2 separate regions of the Homo sapiens genome follow, and region 2 is linked to region 1. Evidence: chromatin contacts called from ENCODE Hi-C or POLR2A ChIA-PET data. All regions are on one chromosome and are shown on one strand. The core of a region is the stretch at or near the end of the contact, and the rest is flanking DNA. Distances in the headings are between cores, read along the strand shown.

Region 1 (3,826 bases), core at 763-3,262:
AAACAAAACAACAACCAACAACAACAACAAAAACCACCAAAAAACCAAACTAGTCTTTGAGTCATGGCAGTTTGTTTCAATAGCTATTGGGTAAAACTGGTTTCAGGTTACAACAGGCAGTTTCAGCAGACAGGGTTGCAGAGAATTACATTCTTTGAGCAATGAAATGTGCCCTCAGTGTTTCCCCTCCCACCATTTTCGGTGGGTATGAGAAGAATGGCCCAATCTGTATGCTTAACTTTCACAAGTGTAATCCAGAGTAAGTCATGAAATTGATTTTAGTAGTGCTGAAGTATAATTTTCTGAAGAGTAAAACCATGACTCTCTTACAAATATAAAAAAAAAGTATCAAATATTTTATTTATCTCATTAACTTATAAGGGAGCCAGTAAGATATTTAGGAATGTAGCATGAATTTGCTAAGAATCAGGAATGTTTAAATGAATTTGCTGAGAAGGGTAAAAATGGCTTAATATGCTACAGGTCAATAAAACAATGTTTTGGTGTATCTTTTCTACAGACGGGCAAGAATTATTTTAAGTACTACCAGTTTTCTGGTGAAATACTTTAGTCAATAGAAAGTCAGAGCTCCCTATGGATGCAAATCCGTCCAGCCTTACACTGAAAGGGCACACAGAATTCTCTTTTCCTCATTTCCAAGTCTTTGACAATGTTTGCTGACAATAGGTCCCTGTTAGCAGTTTTTGGTAATGAAGTAGAAAAGAAGAAATAAAAATTTAGTGCACTGCGGGTCGTAAGTGTAAACATAGTTTTGTGAAGATTTTGTTTCAGGCCAGGCACAGTGGCTCACACCTCCCAGCACTTTGGGAGGCCGAGGCGGGCGGATCACTCGAGCCCAGGAGTTGGAGACCAGCCTGGTCAACATGGCGAAATCTTGTCTCTACTAAAAATACAAAAAATTAGCCTGGCGGTGGTGGCACAGGCCTGTAGTCCCAGCTACTCAGGAGGCTGAGGTGGGAGGACTACCAGAGCCCAGGAAGTCGAGGCTGCAGTGAGCCGAGATGGCACCACTGCACTCCAGCCTGGGCGACAAAGCCAGGCCCTGTCTCATAAAAAGAGAAAGAAATACACTTTGGGAGGCCGAGTCGGGCGGATCACCTGAGGTGGGGAGTTTGAGACCAGCCTGACCAACATGGAGAAACTCAGTCTGTACTAAAAATACAAAATTAGCCGGGCATGGTGGCGCATGCCTGCAATCCCAGCTACTTGAGAGGCTGAGGCAGGAGAATCGCTTGAACCCAGGAGGCGGAGGTTGCGGTGAGCCGAGATCCGGCCATTGCATTCATTCTAGCCTGGGCAACAAGAGCGAAATTCCGTCTCAAAAAATAAAAAATAAAAATAAAAATAAAGAAATGAGATTTTATGTTAGATATATACTTCTATATATATACTCACAAGTATGTGGTATTGAGTTTGATGTAAAATATTTTTGTTCACCGTAGGCTGGGATCAAAACAGTTTGAAAGCCACTAATGTGACACATGAGGGTCAACAGTGAAAAAAACTGGACTTTTGAGTTCTTCCTTCCCCAAAATAAGTATCCCTTCAGTGCCAGGCTCAGTCATGCACTCAGAAAACGATTCGAGAGAACAGTAGAGAAGGACCGTGCCAGGTGTTCGGCTCGTCTCTGCTTAACTGAGATCCGCGGCCTTCTTGGGACACCACAAGAATCAGAGTGCAAGCGGAATGGAAAGGGCGAGCCAGCCGGCCCCAGCAGGCAGAAGCAGAGGCTTGCAGCTAAGCTGTTGATCCTTGGGGAAGCAAGCCCAAGCCCTGGGCCCCATCAGTGGGCACTGAGAGGCGCCAGCGGCCCAGTCTCCCGCGAGCGGAAGAACCTCGCGCACGCGCAGTGAAAACCCAGGGCCCGCGAAGCGTCCGAAGTCCCTTCCCACCGCCCGGCTTCGCCTCCAGTTCTCGGGGAACTGTACGGCCCAGTCACTCCCGCCTCGTCACCCCCGCCAGGTTTCCCCCGCCCTCTCCGGCCGGGGCTGGTCGCGACTGCGCGCGCAGGGCCTGAGCGGGCGCCGGAGGGAAGGGGAAGCGGCGGGTAAGGAGGGCCTGCGTTCGGGCGCGTCTGTGACGGGGTTGGGAACTTCCTCTTCTACTCCCTCCGGCTTTCCGGACCCCTGAGGACTGGAGTGAGAGAAGCCTCTAGAACTGTGTATTTCCTTGTCTTTCCTTCTGCCGCCGCAGGCCTTCCTCCGACAGTCTAAGTGTCGCCCTCCCCAGACCTTCTCGTCCGGACCGCTCCTGCCTCCCCCGCCCCAACTGGGGAATCCTGAGGCTGTGTCCCCAGTCCCTCTGTTGTCGCCTCGTTTGTCTGAGATCCCTTCCCTGACCTTTAGGTAGCGCAGGAACGATTATTAGCTTTTAGTGTAGCAGCAGTTTAGGGCTAGCTCTCTAGGCCGGGCCCCCAACTCAAGCACAAAGAACCACGGGTGTTTTGACACTTGTTCCGGGGATTCTTTCTGACACCCCTTTGCTGAAGCAGTTTCCACATGTTCCCAGCAGTGAATTCAAAGCCAGCAAACATAGGTCCGCTTTAGTTCCTCTGGGCATTTCTACCGTTTCCTAATAATCTGCTTTTTTTTTTGAGACAGTCTCGCCCCTTCTCCTAGGCTGGAATGCAGTGGTGCGATCACAACTCACTGCAGCCTCGACTTCTCAGGCTCTAGCGATCCTCTCACCTCAGCCTCCCAAGTAGCCGGAAGTACAGGCTTGCCCCATCACAGCCAGCTAATGTTAAAACAATTTTTTTTGCGGCGGGGGGCTCGCTGTATTGCCCAGGCTGGTCTTGAACTCTAGGACTCAAGCGATCCTCCCTGGCCGGGCGCGGTGGCTCACGCCTGTAATCCCAGCACTTTGGGAGGCCGAGGCGGGCGGATCACGAGGTCAGGAGATCGAGACCATCCTGGCTAACACGGTGAAACCCCGTCTCTACTAAAAATGCAAAAAATTAGCCGGGCGTGGTGGCGGGCGCCTGTAGTCCCAGCTGCTCGGGAGGCTGAGGCAGGAGAATGGCGTGAACCCGGGAGGCGGAGCTTGCAGTGAGCCGAGATCGTGCCACTGCACTCCAGCCTGGGCGACAGAGCGAGACTCCGTCTCAAAAAAAAAAAAACAAAAAACAAAAACAAAACAAAAAAAAAAAACAAAAAATCAAGCGATCCTCCCGACAGGACATCCCAAAGTGCTGGGGTTATAGGTGTGAGCCACCTTGCCCAGTCAACAATCTGCTTTTCAAGTTTGGGGCACGTGAGGCATGCAACGTCACAGAATTGTGCTCTTTTCCTTTGGAAATATGGTCACTCCACATGCCACCTTTTGGGATGACGTTCCTACTCCACTGACAGTGGGATGGTATCAGCAGTTACTGAGAAGCATGGTAACAGACTAGTATTTCTGTTGTCTGCCACCCGAATGGATATTCAGTCAACTCTTTCTTGTAGCAGGAGGCAGCATTTTAGCTCAGTGGCTGTGCTTGATGCCTTGAAGTAGGGGACAGAGGAGGTACCTTGTAATTAAACCACTAGGGTTCAAAATGTGCTGACAGAAATGTAAAACAGAAAAGGCCTGACAGTCATGTCATGTTGATAATAGTTCCAGGTCACATTTCTGTGTAGGGCCAAATACATGGTTTCTCCGCCCCCACCCCCTTTTTTTCCTTTTTTTTTTTTGAGACGGAGTCTCTCTGTTGCCCAGGCTGGAATGCAGTGGCTCCATCTCCACTCACTGCAACCTCTGCCTCCCAGGTTCAAGCGATTCTCCTGCCTCAGCCGCCCACGTCACTGGGATTACAGGCGCCCAC
Region 2 (3,826 bases), core at 335-2,834, 70 kb before region 1:
TCCAGGCTGGGTGACAGAGCAACACTCTGTCACCAAAAAAAAAAAAAAAAAAAAGGTGAAGGTGAAACAATATATGAATATGGGAATTCTAGAAGAGAAGGGGGCAGTAAGAACATGTGAAGAGGCCGGGCACCATGGCTCACGCCTGTAATCCCAGCACTTTGAGAGGCCAAGGCGGGCAGATCATGAGGTTAGGAGTTTGAGACCAGCCTGGCCAACATGGTGAAACCCCGTCTCTAATAAAAATACAAAAATCAGCTGGCGTGGTGGTGCATGCCTGTAGTTCCAGCTACTCGGGAGGCTGAGGCACAGTTATGACTTGAACCCAAGAGGCAGAGGTTGCAGCGAGCCAAGATCCTGCCCTGCACTTCAGCCTGGGTAACAGAACGAGACTCTGTCTCAAAAAAAAAAAAAAAAAAAAAAAGAAGAAATAACATACCAAAACTTCCCAAATGTGATGACAGATACAAATCTACACATCCAAGAAGCTCCGTGACTTCTAAGCAGGTTAAATTCAAAAAGGTTCATATGGAGACACATGATAACCAAACTGTCAAAGCCAATGGCAAAGAAATAATATTCAAAGCAGCAAGAGAAAAGCAACTTGTCAAATACAGGAGATCCTGAATCAGACGAACAGCTCATATCTCATCAGAACTGTGGAGTCCAGAAGTGAGTAGGATGACATACGGAATTCTATCTTGAGCATAACTGTCCTTCAAAAATGAGGAAAAAATAAAGGCTGGGTGCAGTGGCTCACACCTGTAATCCCAACACTCTGGGAGGCCAAGGTAGGGAGATTGCTTGAGCCCAGGAGTTTGAGATCAGCCTGGGCAACATGGCGAAACTCTGTCTCTGCAAAACACATAAAAGTTAGCTGGGCATGGTGACATGTACCTGTGGTCCCAGCTACTCAGGAGGATGAGGCAAGAAAATTGCTTGAGCCCAGGAGGTCAACACTGCAGTGAGCCAAGATTGCACCACTACACTCCAGCCCGGGAAACAGAGCAAGACTCTGACTCAAAAAAAAAAAAAAAAAAAAAAAAGAGAAAGAAAGAGAAATTGAAATCGAGGCATTTTCAGATTAAGAAAAAAAAAAAAAAAAGCAGACAGAGTCCATCACCACTACATATGTTCTACATCAAATCCTAAAAGGCATCTTCAAGTTGAAATGAAAGGACACTAAACAGAAACTTAAGGCCATCTGAAAAAATGAAGATCCAAAAAATAAAAAATAAAGATCCCCAGCAAAGGTAACCATATGGACAAATATCACAGCCAGTATTATTCTATTTTTGTTTTTCAGCTCCACCTTTTTTCCCTATATGACTTAAAAGACAAAAGCATTAAAAAATTATAAATCTATGATATTTAGCACACAATGAATAAAGATGTAATCTGCCACAAAAACAACTTATCAAGGAAATGGAGCTATACAGGAATAAAGTTTTTGTATACTACAGAAGTTAAACTGGTACCATTTCAAACTAGACTGTTATAAATTTAGTATGTTACATGTAATCCCCATAGCAACCAAAAAAAAATTCTAAAAAACACACACAAAAGGAAGTGAGAAAAGATCCCCTTGATCCAGTTTTGCTTTGGTTGCCTCTGCATGTGGGGTATTTATTGCTCAAGAAATTTTTGCCCAAACCAATGTCCTAGCAAGTTTCCCCAAAGTTTTCTTTTAGTAGTTTCAGAGTTTGCAGTTTAAGATTTAAATCTTTAATACATTTTTGATTTTTGTATATGGGAAGAGATAGGGATCTAGTTTCACTCTTCTGCATGTAGATATCTGCATATAGATTTCCAGTTTTCCGAGAACCATTTATTGTACAGACTGTCCTTTTACCAAAGTATGTTCTTGGCACCTCTGTCAAAAACCAGTTCACTGTAAATGTATGGATTTATTAATGGGTTCTCTATTCCGTTCTATTGGTCTCTGTTTGTTTTTATGTCAGTACCATGTTGTTTTGGTTACCATAGCTTTCTAGTATCATTTCAAGTCAGGTAATGTCATTTCTCCAGTTTTCTTCTTTATGTTGAAGATAGCTTTGGCTATTCTGAGTCCTCTGTGGTTCCACGTAAATTTTAGAATTGTTTTTTCTATTTTTGTGGAGAATGTCATTGGTATTTTGAATATGGATTGTATTGAATCTGTAGATTGCTTTGGGTACTATGGACATTTTAATAGTGATTTTTCCAATCCATGAACATGAAATATCTTTTCATTTTTTTAATGTCCTCTTCAATTTCTTGCATCAGTGTTTAATAGTTTTCATTAGAGAGATCTTTCATCTCTTTGGTTAATCCCTAGGTATTTTATTTGCAGCTACTGTAAATGGGGTTACTTTTTTGATTTTTTCAGATTGTTCACTGTTGGCATACAGAAACACTACTGATCTCTGTGTGTTGACTTTGGATCCTGCAACTTTACTAAATTTATCAGTTCTAATAGTTTTTTGGTGAAGTCTTTAAGCTTTTGCCAAATATAAGATCAAATCATCTGCAAACAAGGATAATTTGACTTCTTTTCCAATTTGGATACCCTTTATTTCTTTTTCTTGTCTAATTACCATAGTTAAGACTTCCAGTACTACTAGGTTGGTACAAACGTAATTGCGGTGGTTTGCATGATTAGAATTTGTCATCTGATATTGGAATACATTCTTTTTTTTTTTTTTTTTGAGACAGACTTTGCTCTTGTTGCCCAGTCTGGAGTGCAATGGCATGATCTCGGCTCACTGCAACCTCTGCCTCCTGGGTTCAAGCGATTCTCCTGCCTCAGCCTCCCAAGTAGCTGGGATTACAGGTGTGTGCCACCATGCCTGGCTAAGTTTGTATTTTTAGTAGAGACAAGGTTTCACCATGTTGGTCAGGCTGGTCTCGAACTCCTGAACTCTGGTGATCCACCCACCTCAGCCTCCCAAAGTGCTGGGATTACAGGCATGAGCCACTATGCCCGGTCTTGGAATACATTCTTAAATAAATGTCATTATATTATACATCATTTTAATGTTCATTTTTTATGTTTTTTGGCTAGAGACTTATTTACTTGCTGTTTATGTTTTAGACTATGGGAATGAAGTTAGATAAAAAGCAAATATGAGCAATTTTTGAATAAGTTCAAAATGGGTCGTAAAGCAAAGGAGACAACTCACAACATCAACAATGCATTTGGAGAGGAACTGCTAACAACTGTACAGTGCAGTGGTGGTTCAAAAAGTTTTGCAAAGGAGGCAAGCCTTGAAGGTGAGGAGTGTAGTGGCCGACCATCGGAAGTTCACAACGACCAATTGTGAGCAATCATCTCTTAGAACTACACAAGAAGTTGCCGAAGAACTCAACATCGACCATCCTACAGTCATTCAGCATTTGAAGCAAATCGAAAAGGTGAAAAAGCTCGTTAAGTGGGTGCCTCATGAGCTGAGTGAAAATCAAATAATCATCATTTTGAAGTGTCATCTTCTCTTATTCTACAGAACAATGAACCACTTCTCGATCACACTGTGACATGCAAGGAAAAGTGGACTTTATATGACAACCTGTGACAACCAGCTCAGTGGCTGGACTGAGAAGAAGCTCCAAAGCACTTCCCAAAGCCAAACTTGCATCAAATAAAGGTCACGGTCACTGTTTGGTGGTCTGCTGTCAGTCTGATCCACTACAGCTTTCTGAACCCCAGTGAAAGCATAACATCTGAGAAGTATGCTCAGCAATCTTAATGAGATGCACCAAAAACTGCAACGCCTGACACCAGCATTGGTCAACAAAAAGGACCCAATTCTCCACAACAACACCCAACTGCACATCACACAACCAAGCT

Evidence for each region. A loop is a pair of places that touch in the nucleus more often than their neighbours do. ChIA-PET counts read pairs that join two places held with the same protein, here RNA polymerase II (POLR2A). Pooled maps may share reads with other maps.
Region 2: a loop to region 1 is called in a pooled map, with 7 times the contacts of the local background. The contact joins the enhancer-like site here to the promoter of IPP in region 1. A Hi-C loop is called at or near these places in 1 of 37 single-sample maps with no recorded cell type and 3 of 50 pooled maps. POLR2A ChIA-PET finds 5 or more read pairs at or near these places in 5 of 52 experiments (AG04449, K562, T-cell and 2 more).

The regions. Positions count from the first base shown.
Region 1 is chr1:45,748,839-45,752,664 of GRCh38, reverse strand. It overlaps IPP (intracisternal A particle-promoted polypeptide), which reads left to right and starts at 2,012. Exons shown (of 9, transcript NM_005897.3): 1 at 2,012-2,068. LOC105378693 (a long non-coding RNA gene) reads right to left here and starts at 1,716. Exons shown (of 3, transcript XR_947290.2): 1 at 1,417-1,716. RefSeq lists a silencer at 1,902-2,171.
Region 2 is chr1:45,818,114-45,821,939 of GRCh38, reverse strand. All of the region lies in intron 1 of MAST2 (microtubule associated serine/threonine kinase 2), which reads right to left. Among named protein-coding and RNA genes, the nearest start is that of MAST2, 16 kb to the right of the region's middle. Within about 2 kb of position 1,584, at least 2 of the 41 ENCODE cell types and tissues checked have a DNase peak (open chromatin) inside an H3K27ac peak, as active enhancers do.